Linked DNA regions of Homo sapiens: all the other regions are linked to region 1. A link is a contact called in ENCODE Hi-C or POLR2A ChIA-PET data. All regions are on one chromosome and are shown on one strand. Each heading gives the region's core, a stretch centred on a gene start or an enhancer-like site at or near the end of the contact. The rest is flanking DNA. Distances are from core to core; before and after follow the strand shown.

Region 1 (3,965 bases), core at 1,039-3,538:
GAGGACAAAAGCCCCTTGTAGGATCCACAAGAAGTGATTCCAGTTACGTGACACCTTTCTTCTGGGATCTGTGGCATTGCAATGATGAGCTGAGCTCGCTGCAGGCATTGATTTGAAAAGGATTCAAGGATGACTTTGGAGTCAACCCAATAAAATCAAACTCAAATCAACAAAAGTACAAATCAACTCAGGCTGTCTCTGCCACAGGCCAACTCCCAGGTCCATGTTAGCTGTTAGAGGACAGTCCATGAAATAAGTCATCAAATTATAAGCCTTGTGAATTGATCAATAAGGTCACTCAATTTTATGAATTAGAGGCTGGAAGAAGTGTGGGGTAGTTCATTTGAAATAATCCATGTATTCCTGGAAGAGTTCACATAAATCAAAATTTTCCATATAAAAGAGGAAACCCGATAAAGAGACCTTGAGGAGAAGCCTATTTTAATGAAAAAATTTAGCTCCTAAAATGATGAGAACATATGAACATAATGCGAGGGACAGCTGACACCGGGGCCTCCTTCAGGGTGGAGGATGGGAGGAGGAAGGGGATCAGAAGAAATCACTATTGGTTACTAGGCTTAGTAGTTGGGTGATGAAATAATCTGTACAACAAACCCCCATGACATGAGTTTACCTATATCACAAACTTACACATGTACCCCTGAACCTAAAATAAAAGGTGTTTTTTTTCTTTTAATTAGCTCCTAAATTTCTCCTTTTGCCCAGTTTTGTTTTATGTGTGAATTTTTTTATTTTTACATTTTTAGAGACAGGATCTCATTCTGTCACCCACGCTGGGGTGTAGTGGTGCGATCATGGCTCACTGCAGCCTCAAACTCCTGGGCTCAAGTGATCCTCCCTTCTCAGCCTCCCAAGTAGCTGAGACTACAGGCATGAACCACAGTGCCTGGTAATGCATGAAATGTTTTAAAAGTGGGCCCCTCGGGGCTGTAAGCCTCTGGCTCACTGCCTGTAACACAAAGATTAAACTGAGAGAGACCCCAAATTCCACGGCTCTGCTTCATTGCTGCCTTTTTATAAAATCTTGTAACAGAGAAGCTGGCATTTTGGCTGGGCTACAAAGAAGGAGTTTACTCAGCAGATAGTTGTACTAGGGTTCTCCAGAAAAACAGAACTAATAGTGTCTGTACGTGTGTGTGTGTGTGTGTGTGCACGCGCACACATGCACACGTGGGTACATGGTGCATGATTTATCATAAGCAATTATAAGAGACTGACAAGTCCCCGCCAGGTGCAGTGGCTCATGCCTGTAGTCCCAGCACTTTGGGAGACCGAGGCAGGCAGATCACGAGGTCAGGAGATCAAGACCATCCTGGCTAACACAGTGAAACCCCATCTCTACTAAAAATACAAAAAATTAGCCAGGTGTGGTGGTGGGCACCTGTAGTCCCAGCTACTCCAGAGGCTGAGGCAGGAGAATGGCCAGAACCTGGGAGGCGGAGCTTGCAGTGAGCTGGGATCGTGCCACTGTACTCCAGCCTGGGTGACAGAGCGAGACTCTGTCTCAAAAAAAAAAAAAGAGACTGGCAAGTCCCAAGACTCATAGAATTAATAGCATGTGTACGTGTGTGTGTGCACTGCATGGGTGCTTCATTTATTGTACAAAATTATAAGATGCTGGCAAATCCCAAGACCTGTAGCGTACGTCAACAAGCTGGAGACGAGACTCTCTGCTAATCTTGTGGCACTCTGCCGTGGTCCCTGGGAAGGAAACTGCCTTCAAATCAGGCCGTCTGGGTGACATGGTAGCCAGAGCCTGGGATGGACACCAAAGACTCACTCTGGGCTGAATTTGGCTCTGTTAAGCGAACAGCGCTGCTACAAGAGACAGACGCATACTCACAGGGCTATCAGGTCTTAAGCCCTAGTTAATATGCTGGGAAAAAAATAATATGACATCTTGGCATATTTAGCAATTTTCTTCTGAAAGTTCCAACCCTCCCTTATCGGTGACCCTGTTTGAACTCATGACTCCTCGAGAAAACGTTAACATTTCCTGTTTGCAGATAAAGAAGCTGAATTAGAGTTTTGAGCGGTGTGGCAGAGACGCCACAATCTGGTAGTCACAATCGAAGCCCCACCCTCCCTTCCAGGACTCCCAAAGCACCTACAGGCCCAACGAGCAGTGCCTCTGCAGCCTGCAGACCCACCGGCTCCCTGTGACCAGCCCTCCCCTCTCCTCCACCTGGGACAGGCAGGTGGCAGCAGACACATTTGCAGCTGGGGCCACCTCGCCACTGAACCTGGGGCCCAAGCTTCACCACCATTGTGCTGCCTGTTTCTACTCCCTCCCCCACGACAGGGGGCACGAGGAGCTCCACAACCAGAAAGAATCCCCAGGAAGCTCTGACCATCCCAGGAGCCACCACTGGCCACAGTCCTTCTGCTCCCCAGGGACAGCCGAGAGGCAGCCACGTCTCTCTACCCCAGGAGCTCCTCCTCCCCTAGCTCGGTCTCACTCACTCGCTGTAATAATCTGCCTTAGCCATGTTCGCTAAAAATACACTTCGCCTCTCGGTTACACTTACTAATGCATTCTATTTCAGGCCCGTGTGCATTCTTGCTTAGAAATACCCGTATGGGGAGCGGTGAAAACATGCAAGACGTGAAGGCGACTTTCCTTCCCGAAAGCCTCCTCTCTGTCCGGCTGTGCTCAGCACACCAATCTGAAAAGCAAATCTTTCCACACCAGATGGTAATCGGTGACATTACAGAAAAGGCCTGGGGTAGGAGGAGAAGGGAAGAAGCCAGTAAGGGCAGAGATTTCTGCGGGGCACACCATGAGGTACCCCTGCTTCCTGGTCATCACACCTGCCCTCCCATGACACGCCCAGCCCAGCCCCACCCCCTCCCCCCCAGAGTCACTGTGCCCACAGGAGCAGCTGCAGAGTGGCCTCTCCACTGGAGTCACATGCCACATGTTAGAAACCTGGAGAACATCTCAAGAGAGCCACAAGCTAGGCTCTCCTCCACGAGCTGCCCCCTGGAAGACACTTTCCACATCTGAGGCCAGGGGACGTCATCGCTTCCACTGCTGAGTGGTCCCCGTGAATGAGCTCACCCTCCCCGCAGCTATTTCCCTGCCTGGCTTCCACCATCTTGGAAGAACAAGTAAGCTCAGCTGCCAGTGGCTCCCTGACTTGGCTGGTGTTTCCAAGAACTTCTGCTCTCTCCTATAATTAAGGAGGATAATGACAGCTCTCCATCTCCGATCTCTGCCTTCCTGCAGGGAAGGAGGCAGAAGAACGATTGTGTGATCCCTGTTTAAAGTCCTTAATCATGTTTCTTCTTCCTGTTTTAGCCCAGGATCTCCTGTAATTGGCCCTCCTCCCTCCAAACACAGAGTTCACGCGTTTTCCTGTATCTGGAGGTGAAACACGAAGAGAGATGGCGACTTGGTGTTGCCAGCCGCAGAGCAGGCGGGGCCGGAAGCAGGGATTGCAATGCCCGGTGGGAAGCTGAAAGCAGGGAGGAGGCTGAGCCGGAGCTCAGAGCCCAGCTGGTGCATATTTATGTCTTCCTTATTGCAAAGCTCATGGGTGACAGACACTTGGATGCGCGCAGTGAAGCATTTGGAACGCCACCCAAGCCTGCCTTCTACGAGTCCAGGATTGTGGCTGCGGGCACCAACCTCACACCCCCATGAAGTCACCGGGTCACCAGCTATAAAATCAGCTCATTAAGAAAATTAAAACTGGAGGCCAAGCACAGTGGCTCATGCCTTTGGGAGCACTTTGGGAGGCCGAAGTGGGTAAATCACCTGAAGTCAGCAGTTTGAGACCAGCCTGGCCAACATGGCAAAACCTGATCTCTACTAAAAATACAACAATTAGCTGCTCATGGTGGTGCACGCCTGTAATCTCAGCTACTAGGGAGGCAAAGGCAGGAGAATCACTTGAACCTGGGAGGCGGCGGTTGTAGTGAGCCGAGATCACGCCACTGCA
Region 2 (3,965 bases), core at 895-3,394, 110 kb before region 1:
GACAAGCTCCTCTACTGCTCCCTAAGTTTCAATACCTCTCATCTACAGGTTTCAGATGGACTCTACCTAGAAATCGGTACCTAGGAGTAGCTCAAACTAAGAGATTTGGAGTGTTAAAAATATTTAACTGGGAGGCCACTAGGCTGAGATGGCTCCAGCACCTTGGGTTCCTAGGTAAGCCAAATGAAGCCCAATGTAAACTGTAAAGTGAAATGTAAGCCTAACCAATCAGAAACTGCCAACTAACCTCTAACTGGGGACCTCCCACCAGATCACACCCAAATAAGGCAAACCGCTAGCTGGAGCCAATCAAATAAATGCTTTACTTTGCTTCCAAGTTCAGCCTATAGAAGCCCACTGCTCATGCTGCCAAAGCCTAGATCTCTGAACCTCTTCTGTTTGTGAGGGCTGCCCAACTCATGAATCCTTTAATGCTCAAAGAAATTCTACTACATTTATTTTGTCGACAGTTTCTCTTTTAAAGGGGGATAAACTCAACCCCTCCTCCAAATGCCCACACTCTCCTCACTTCCTGCTTTCCCTTCTTGGGTCTTCCTGGGCTATGTCCCTTTTTAGGACTGAAGAGCTCTCTCATCTCCACCCCTTTTAGGGTGTCTTACTGCTTGCCAGAAGACAAAACCCTAACAACTCCTTTCCCAGACTCCCCTGCAGCTGGGTTCCATGTGTGGCCTGACTCTCCCCCAAGCAGAGACTTAGCCCTGGAAAGGAGGGAAGGCAGAAGCTGCTACTCATAGTAGGAAGCGATGAGATGCATTCAGAGTTGGCTACACAGCTTTCACAGCCCAGTGCAATACAAAAATGCCAGGCACCTTGTTCAAAAATCAGGAGGAAATACTTTCCCCTTTCTTCTGTGGTCTCTTTATTGACCTGTCATGGTATTTTTAAAATTTGCTATCTAATGTCACGCTTCCTCAGGTGGCAGTGGTCTCTGGGTGGGACCAGAAAGTGGGCAGCTGAACACTCACCCTGGAAACATGGTCAAGGGGTAGGGGACAGAACGGGCTATGGACAGAAGACGCATGGCCCAGAGCACGCACGTTGGACTTGACTTACAAAACGCAAATGCAAAGATACAATCAAGACATTCAAGATGGGCCTGGATCAATCACCCCACCTCAGATGCAAAGGTCCCAGGGACCAGGCCCAAGTTCATGAGCCTAGAATCGGGGGAAGGTGTATTCCACAAGCCAGCAGCATTTTAGTGACTGCCCACATTCTGATAATTCCTCAAGTTCCTAGCTTTAGCAAAAGAAGAATCTCTCCTAAAACCATCCTTTTTTTTTTTTTTTTTTTTTTCAGATGGAGTTTCACTCTTGTTGCCCAGGCCAGAGTGCAATGGTGTGATCTCGGCTCATTGCAACCTCCACCTCCCAGGTGCAAGCGATTCTCCTGCCTCAGCCTCCAGAGTAGCTGGGATTGAAGGCACATGCCACCATGCCTGGCTAATTTTTGTATTTTTAGTAGAGACGGAGTTTCACCATGTTGGCCAGGATGGTATTGAACTCCTGACCTCAGATGATCTGCCCTCTTCAGCCTCCCATAGTGTTGGGATTACAGGCATGAGGCACCACACCTGGTCTCCCCCAGATCACCTTGAAGATCATGCCTGGAACCTCAGCATGGAGTGAGTCTCCTTCCCCGCCTTTCATTGTCAGTGTCAGCACTTGAAATTCTCATCACCCTGTGCTTAAACCAGCTGGAATCATTTCTGCTTTCCGCAAGTGGATCCTGACCTATATAGTCAATTCCTTCCTGCAGCCTGGGCCTGGCTGCAATATGGCTGCCCCACCTACGTCAACCACTTCCTGGGACTTGAACACCGCATGAGGCCGAGCAGATGAGAACCACACGTTCAACCTCCTGGAAACAGTTTCCTGATTTTGTTTTTGTTTATTACCAGAAAAGGAAGTGTCTGAAAACTATGTATTTTCCAGCAGACAAACTGCCTGTAACCTAAACTAGCCTTTAACTTTCCAACCATGGGAAATGTTTCTATATCTGACAGAAACGCTTGAGTTCACTGACTCCCTGAAAGTTTACAGCAGGAAATGAGAAGGGACAGAAACGTAGAGCCCATTGTCATTGGCCCACTTGGTGGGTGGTTCCACATTCTGTCTGACTCTTGGCTGTGGTGGAGGCCGAGTGCTGACAGCCTCAACTGTAAGGCATTCAAAAAGCAAGAAAAATACAAGTGAAATTAACCCATCCCAAAATGTCACTTTGAAATTAGCTGCCTATAAAAACAAGGATCACACCTATAGGCTTAAACGTGGTTGAACAAAACAAACTTGTTTTGTATAAAAGAAATTACCACATCTTGAGATGCTTGGGGTAGGGTTGCTAGGTGGTGCCTGTTATTTTTTCTTGCCCCAAATCACAGCAATGAGAATTTGACATGTCCACTGTTCCTCCCTGTAATGTGGATGTTATCATGCTCTTAAGCTGAGCTCACCTCTTATAATGACAGAACTTCACTCCCATGATTGTGTTATTAGAGTGCAATGGCACGATCTCGGCTCACTGCAACCTCAGCCTCCAAGGCTCAAGTGATTCTCCTGCCTCAGCCTCCCAAGTAGCTGGGATTACAGGCATGTGCCACCACGCCAGGCTAATTTTTTGTATTTAGTAGAGATGGGGTTTCACCACGTTGGTCAGGCTGGTCTCGAACTCCTGACCTCAAGTGATCCACCCACCTCGGCCTCCCAAAGTGCTGAGATTACAGGCGTGAGCCACCGCGCCTGGCCATGTTTTAATGAGAGAAGAAGGCAACGCAACTTCCAATCCAGCACAAAAACTGCCTGACCAAGGGCAGACATTACAAGTTGAGTGGCCCAAGCTTGGGAGGACAGGTAAGTCCAGAAGGAGCTAGATTTAGGAGAGAGGGGAGGAAGGATAAAGGCCACAGGCCACGGGGGATGGTATTTTGTTTATTCACAATTTATTAATTAAAAAAAAATTCCAATAGCTTTTGGGGTACAAGTGGTTTTTGGTTAAAGGGATGAAGTTTATAGTGGTGAATTCTGATTTTTGTTTGTTTGTTTGTTTTTTGAGACGGAGTTTCGCTCTTGTTGCCCAGGCTGGAGTGCAATGGCACAATCTTGGCTCATCGCAACCTCCGCCTCCCGGGTTCAAGTGATTCTCCTGCCTCAGCCTCCAGAGTAGCTGGGATTACAGGTGCCCACCACCATGCCTGGCTAATTTTTGTATTTTCGGTAAAGACAGGGTTTCACCATGTTGACCAGGCTGGTGTTGAACTCCTGACCTCAAGTGATCCACCCGCCTTGGCCTCCCGAAGTGCTGGGATTACAGGCATGAGTCAGCGCAGACAGCCTTGGGTCTTACCTTTAAGAAGCTTCAGTCCAGAGGGAGATTGATCATCATGTAATCATACTGTGCAGAAAAAGTAAAGAGTGCCCTAAAACGGGTTCGTTAAACTACAACTGGCCCACCACCTGTTTTTGTAAATAAAGTTTTACTGGAACTCAGCCCACACATTCATTTACATATCATCTATGGCTGCTTTTAGACTACATCAGACTTGAGTAGTTGCCTATATGGCCTGCAAAGTCTAAAACATTTACTACTGGACCCCTTATAGAAAACATTCACTGACCCCTGGTCTGAAAGAGGAAAATAGGAACCCTAATTTGGACTAGAGTTTAGGAAGACTTCCCTGAGAAAGTGACATTTAAGAGGTATGTGAAAGATGAAGAGGAGGGAGCCAGGCAGAAAGGAGAGAACAAGAGAGATTTTAAGCAGAGGACTCTTAGAAAGGAGACTGGCATATTAAAGCATTCTAAGGACTAAGGCAAACATGACTAAGAGAAAGTAGCTGTTACAGGATTTCTGCCTAATAATGAGTAGTATTACTATTAGTAGCCACGGGAGAAATAGTAGCAGTAGGCTGGCATTGAACAATTACTACGGACCAGGCTGTGTTTGGA
Region 3 (3,965 bases), core at 741-3,240, 80 kb after region 1:
CATATTCAATCAACCAGCTCAACCAGCTCTTTCTCCATCCTTGGATGAAGACTGTATTGCAGGAGCTGGTTACTCCCTGCCCTCAGGGTCTCAGAGAGGCTTCCAGAAGAAGGGGCTACCATGAAGTAATGGAGGAGGGAGCTGGAGAGAAGGGACCTAGAGTCAGAGAAGACAACACTGTGGCTCAGCAGAGCAGACAGGGATGGGGGAGAAGGCAACCATGGGGGCGTTCCCAGAGACGCTTCAGTGAGAAGGAAACTTCTAGCTTGAGGTAGGGGATGGTGAGGAAAGAAATGTGAAAAGGAAGGCTGGTATGATTTCCTGGAGTTCCCTTCCCCTGGCAGTGGGAGCTTCTGGGTTTTAAGCTGGGGCTGGGTGACAGGATCCCATGGGCAACTGAGTCCAGTCCTCACGGCGGCTCTGCCCGCCCTGCCAGGCCTCCTGCCCTGGGTTCCTCAAGCCTGGACTGAAAGAAGTCATGGAGAGGTCTGGCCATGAACGCAGGGCATGAGAGAGGCTGGAGGGTGGCTGTGCAGGAAGATGGAGATGAGAGGGGCATTTTACAGTATAAGGAGGGTGATAGGCAGCAGGGACAGAGGAAGAGGAGAAGGCAAAATGGAAATTGGCATGGGGGTGGGGTCTGAAGGAGCAGGACTCTTGGAAGTGCAGCAGAGGGAGCCTTCCCTAGAAAGAAAGCAAGTCTGCGGTATCAAGATGTGAAGCAGTGACGTCACCCTAGGTGGCCTCGATCTCCTCTATAAAAGGTCAGAGAAAATGGGGAACAAGTTGTACTGTAAGGGAAAGAGCTAGAATAGCCCACATAAGGACAACTGGAGGCACAGACTTATTACGCAGCAATGGAGGATGCCCAGGGAGATTTGGACGCATGACTTTACAGAGTTCAATACCTTGATTTTTTTTTTTTTTTTTTTTTTTTTTTTTTGAGACAGGGTCTCATTTTGTCACCCAGGCTGGAGTGTAGTGGCGTGATCTTGGCTCACTGCAACCTCCGCCTCCCCGGCTCAACCAATTCTTGTGCCTCAGCCTCCCAAGCAGCTGAGACTACAGACTTGCACCACCATGCCCTGATAATTTTTGTGGAGGGTTTGTTTTTTGTTTTTTGTAGAGACAGGGTCTTCCTATGTTGCCCAGGCTGGTCTCGAACTCCTGAGCTCAAATGATCCACTTCAGCCTCCCAAAGTGCTGGGATTACAGGCATGAGCCACCACATCTGGCCAACAGCTTAATTAAAAAAACAATAACAATAAAAAGCTTTTGCCAGATATTAACTAGTATTTTCTTCTTGTTTTATGGGTTTTTACACTGAACTTTCTAATACCTGGAATTTGTTTTGGTGTTTGGCGCGACATGACGGTCCTGAACCAGGGAGGGAGCTGTTTCCCCAGGGGTATCTGGAAACAAGTCAGAAACAAACTTCCACGGGGTAGGAGTCAGGGAAGCTGAATGTCCGGAGTGCACAGCACAAACCTGAGCAAGGAAAGATCATCTTGGCTGTGGTGCCAATGGAACTGCCACTGAGAAACACAATGAGCTGTTTTCTTCCCAACAAGCCAACCGCTAATCCCAGCACCATTTGATTGATGCACCCATTCAATCCTACACGCGACAAGAAATGCTGAGTGTCTCCTCAAAGCCCAGTCCTCTTCCAAGCAGCACTGGTACAAACAAATCAGATGCTCGCATTTGCCCTTTCTCCCGTCGATTTCAAAACCTTCACATAAAAACGCCATTTAAGTGCTCTGAAATTCATAAACAACTTTAAAGGGCTGGCAAATTATTGCTAAGCAGAAGTCTCGTTGGTCCTGATAAGAAGTACTTGTAATAAATGTTTAACAACGCATGCCAATATTAAAGCTAAGTGTTTGTTCTTGTAAAGCAGATTAAACAATATGACCATGTCATGCTGATATCACGGGTTTGCTCAACAAACTCCTGTCTCATAGATACTGGCTCCAGCCAACTTCGGTCTAACCCTGTTGACTGTCACTTGGCATTCCAAATGTATGAGGGTCTTGATTAATGACGTTTCACTGGTTTCACTTATATAACAAGACAATTTCAGGTGTTAATTGTCCTATCTGTTTATACGTGCTAGACTGTGGCTAATTTTTAAAGACGGGCGCTTAGTAATGTGGGCATTGAGTCAATACACAGAAAGTCTAAGCAAACAGCGGAGTTTTCTCGTTAGTTCACTGCCTGTCTCTGGACTGAACATGGTGCATATTACAGCTGTATCACTGTGTCACCCATAAAGAACATGACTCCGAGGCTCGCTGATGAGTGCAACTGTTTCCTGGGCATTATGTCTGCACTAGAGATGAAATATTACTTTACAAAGTCCCCACATCTCTGACCATGGGCATGGAACTTAAACGCTTTAGGTCTGCAAAATGAGCTGGCTGGGCTGAAGCCAGCTGTGGAAACCCCCAGAAGGAGGTATGGGGAGTGCCTATTTTTAGAATTTCCAAAGACACAACAGAAACTACACATTTACCCACAATACGATGGCTCAGGCTAAACCACATTTGGTTGAATGATGTCAATTCAACATGCAGTGACCAGTCTTACCCCCAGAACAGAAGCCTCTTTGGCAGCTGGGTCTCTCCTTTATCAACAAAAATTTAAAGGAAATTACTTAATGCTCAAAAATACAGTTTTCCAGCCAGGCGCGGTGGCTCATGTCTATAATCCCAGCACTTTGGGAGGCTGAGGCAGGCGGATGGAGGTCAGGAGTTCAAGACCAGCCCGACCAACATGGAGAAACCCCATTTCTACTAAAAATACAAAAATTAGCCAGGTGTGGTGGCGCATGCTTGCAGTCCCAGCTTCTCGTGAGACTGAGGCACGAGAATCACCCACGAGGCAGAGGTTGCAGGGAGCTGAGATCATGCCACTGCACTCCGGTCTGGGTGACAGAGTGAGACTCCATCTCAAAAAAAAAAAAAATTTTTAAAAACACAGTTTTCTTGGTCATTACGGATTAAAATCTAAGGTCCCTTACGTTCTAAAACTCTATCATTCTAACTTTCAAAGGAAGTTATTCATACCAAGAATAACTCAATCTCAGCATCACCCTGTACAATACATAATGAACAGTAACAAACAGCTTTCTCTCCTAGCTTTCCTACACTTGTTTAAATCTTTGCAACTAATTAAGGTGTACCTATTTATAAGGCATACCATATTTCCAAAAAGAATTAGACACAACTGTATATTCTCTGAAGATACTAAGAAAAGGTCTGGATTTGCCCAGTTAGGAGTTTCTTCCTCAATTTCTTGCTTTTAGAAAAGCTCAAATAAGGCCGGGCGCAGGGGCTCACGCCTGTAATCCCAGCACTCTGGGAGGCCAAGGTGGGCGGATCACCTGAAGTCAGGAGTTCGAGACCAGCCCAACCAATATGGAGAAACCCTACCTCTACTAAAAATACAAAATTAGCTGGGCGCGGTGGCGGACACCTGTAATCCCAACTACTGGGAAGGCTGAGACAGGAGAATCACTTGAACCTGGGAGGCGGAGGTTGCGGTGAGGTGAGATCACACCATTGCACTCCAGCTGGGGCAACAAGAGCGAAACTCAGTCTCAAAAAAAAAAAGAAAAAGAAAAGCTCAAAAAACTACATGCCCATTTTTGTCTCTTTTATCTTTTTTCTTTTTTTTTTTTCCAAAAGCAACAGGAAAGTTTTCAATTGGCCCCAGTACTACCACCTGCCACAAGATATCAAGAACTGGGAAACCAGGGACCTGCTCTGTGACATGGATGAGTCTCACGTCTGCAATGGTAACATCAGGGCCAAAACAACCACCCTACTTCAAGGCCTATTATGGAAGAACAGTTGAGATGCTGATGGGGGAAAAAACACACTTAGAAGTTCAATGCATTATACAATATAGTTGTTACAATACAAATTATTATTAATAAAATTATTTTAAAGTATACTGAATTT

The links. Hi-C counts contacts between places; a loop is a spot of excess contacts on that map. ChIA-PET counts read pairs that join two places held with the same protein, here RNA polymerase II (POLR2A). Pooled maps may share reads with other maps.
Region 2: a pooled map shows a loop between it and region 1 (3-fold over the local background). The contact joins two enhancer-like sites. A Hi-C loop is called at or near these places in 1 of 168 maps with a recorded cell type or tissue (naive thymus-derived CD4-positive, alpha-beta T cell), 4 of 37 single-sample maps with no recorded cell type and 9 of 50 pooled maps. POLR2A ChIA-PET finds 5 or more read pairs at or near these places in 4 of 52 experiments (CD4-positive, alpha-beta T cell, SK-N-SH, activated T-cell and 1 more).
Region 3: a pooled map shows a loop between it and region 1 (3-fold over the local background). The contact joins two enhancer-like sites. A Hi-C loop is called at or near these places in 1 of 168 maps with a recorded cell type or tissue (aorta), 1 of 37 single-sample maps with no recorded cell type and 6 of 50 pooled maps. POLR2A ChIA-PET finds 5 or more read pairs at or near these places in 3 of 52 experiments (HCT116, HEK293 and activated T-cell).

What each region holds. Positions count from the first base shown.
Region 1 is chr10:12,483,739-12,487,703 of GRCh38, reverse strand. All of the region lies in intron 1 of CAMK1D (calcium/calmodulin dependent protein kinase ID), which reads right to left. Among named protein-coding and RNA genes, the nearest start is that of MIR4480, 93 kb to the left of the region's middle. RefSeq lists enhancers at 2,286-2,545, 2,596-2,645. Within about 2 kb of position 2,288, at least 16 of the 41 ENCODE cell types and tissues checked have a DNase peak (open chromatin) inside an H3K27ac peak, as active enhancers do.
Region 2 is chr10:12,592,695-12,596,659 of GRCh38, reverse strand. All of the region lies in intron 2 of CAMK1D (calcium/calmodulin dependent protein kinase ID), which reads right to left. Among named protein-coding and RNA genes, the nearest start is that of MIR4480, 16 kb to the right of the region's middle. Within about 2 kb of position 2,144, at least 4 of the 41 ENCODE cell types and tissues checked have a DNase peak (open chromatin) inside an H3K27ac peak, as active enhancers do.
Region 3 is chr10:12,403,701-12,407,665 of GRCh38, reverse strand. The region is part of intron 1 of CAMK1D (calcium/calmodulin dependent protein kinase ID); the gene reads right to left. Among named protein-coding and RNA genes, the nearest start is that of CAMK1D, 56 kb to the right of the region's middle. RefSeq lists an enhancer at 2,359-2,468 and a silencer at 2,599-2,648. Within about 2 kb of position 1,990, at least 3 of the 41 ENCODE cell types and tissues checked have a DNase peak (open chromatin) inside an H3K27ac peak, as active enhancers do.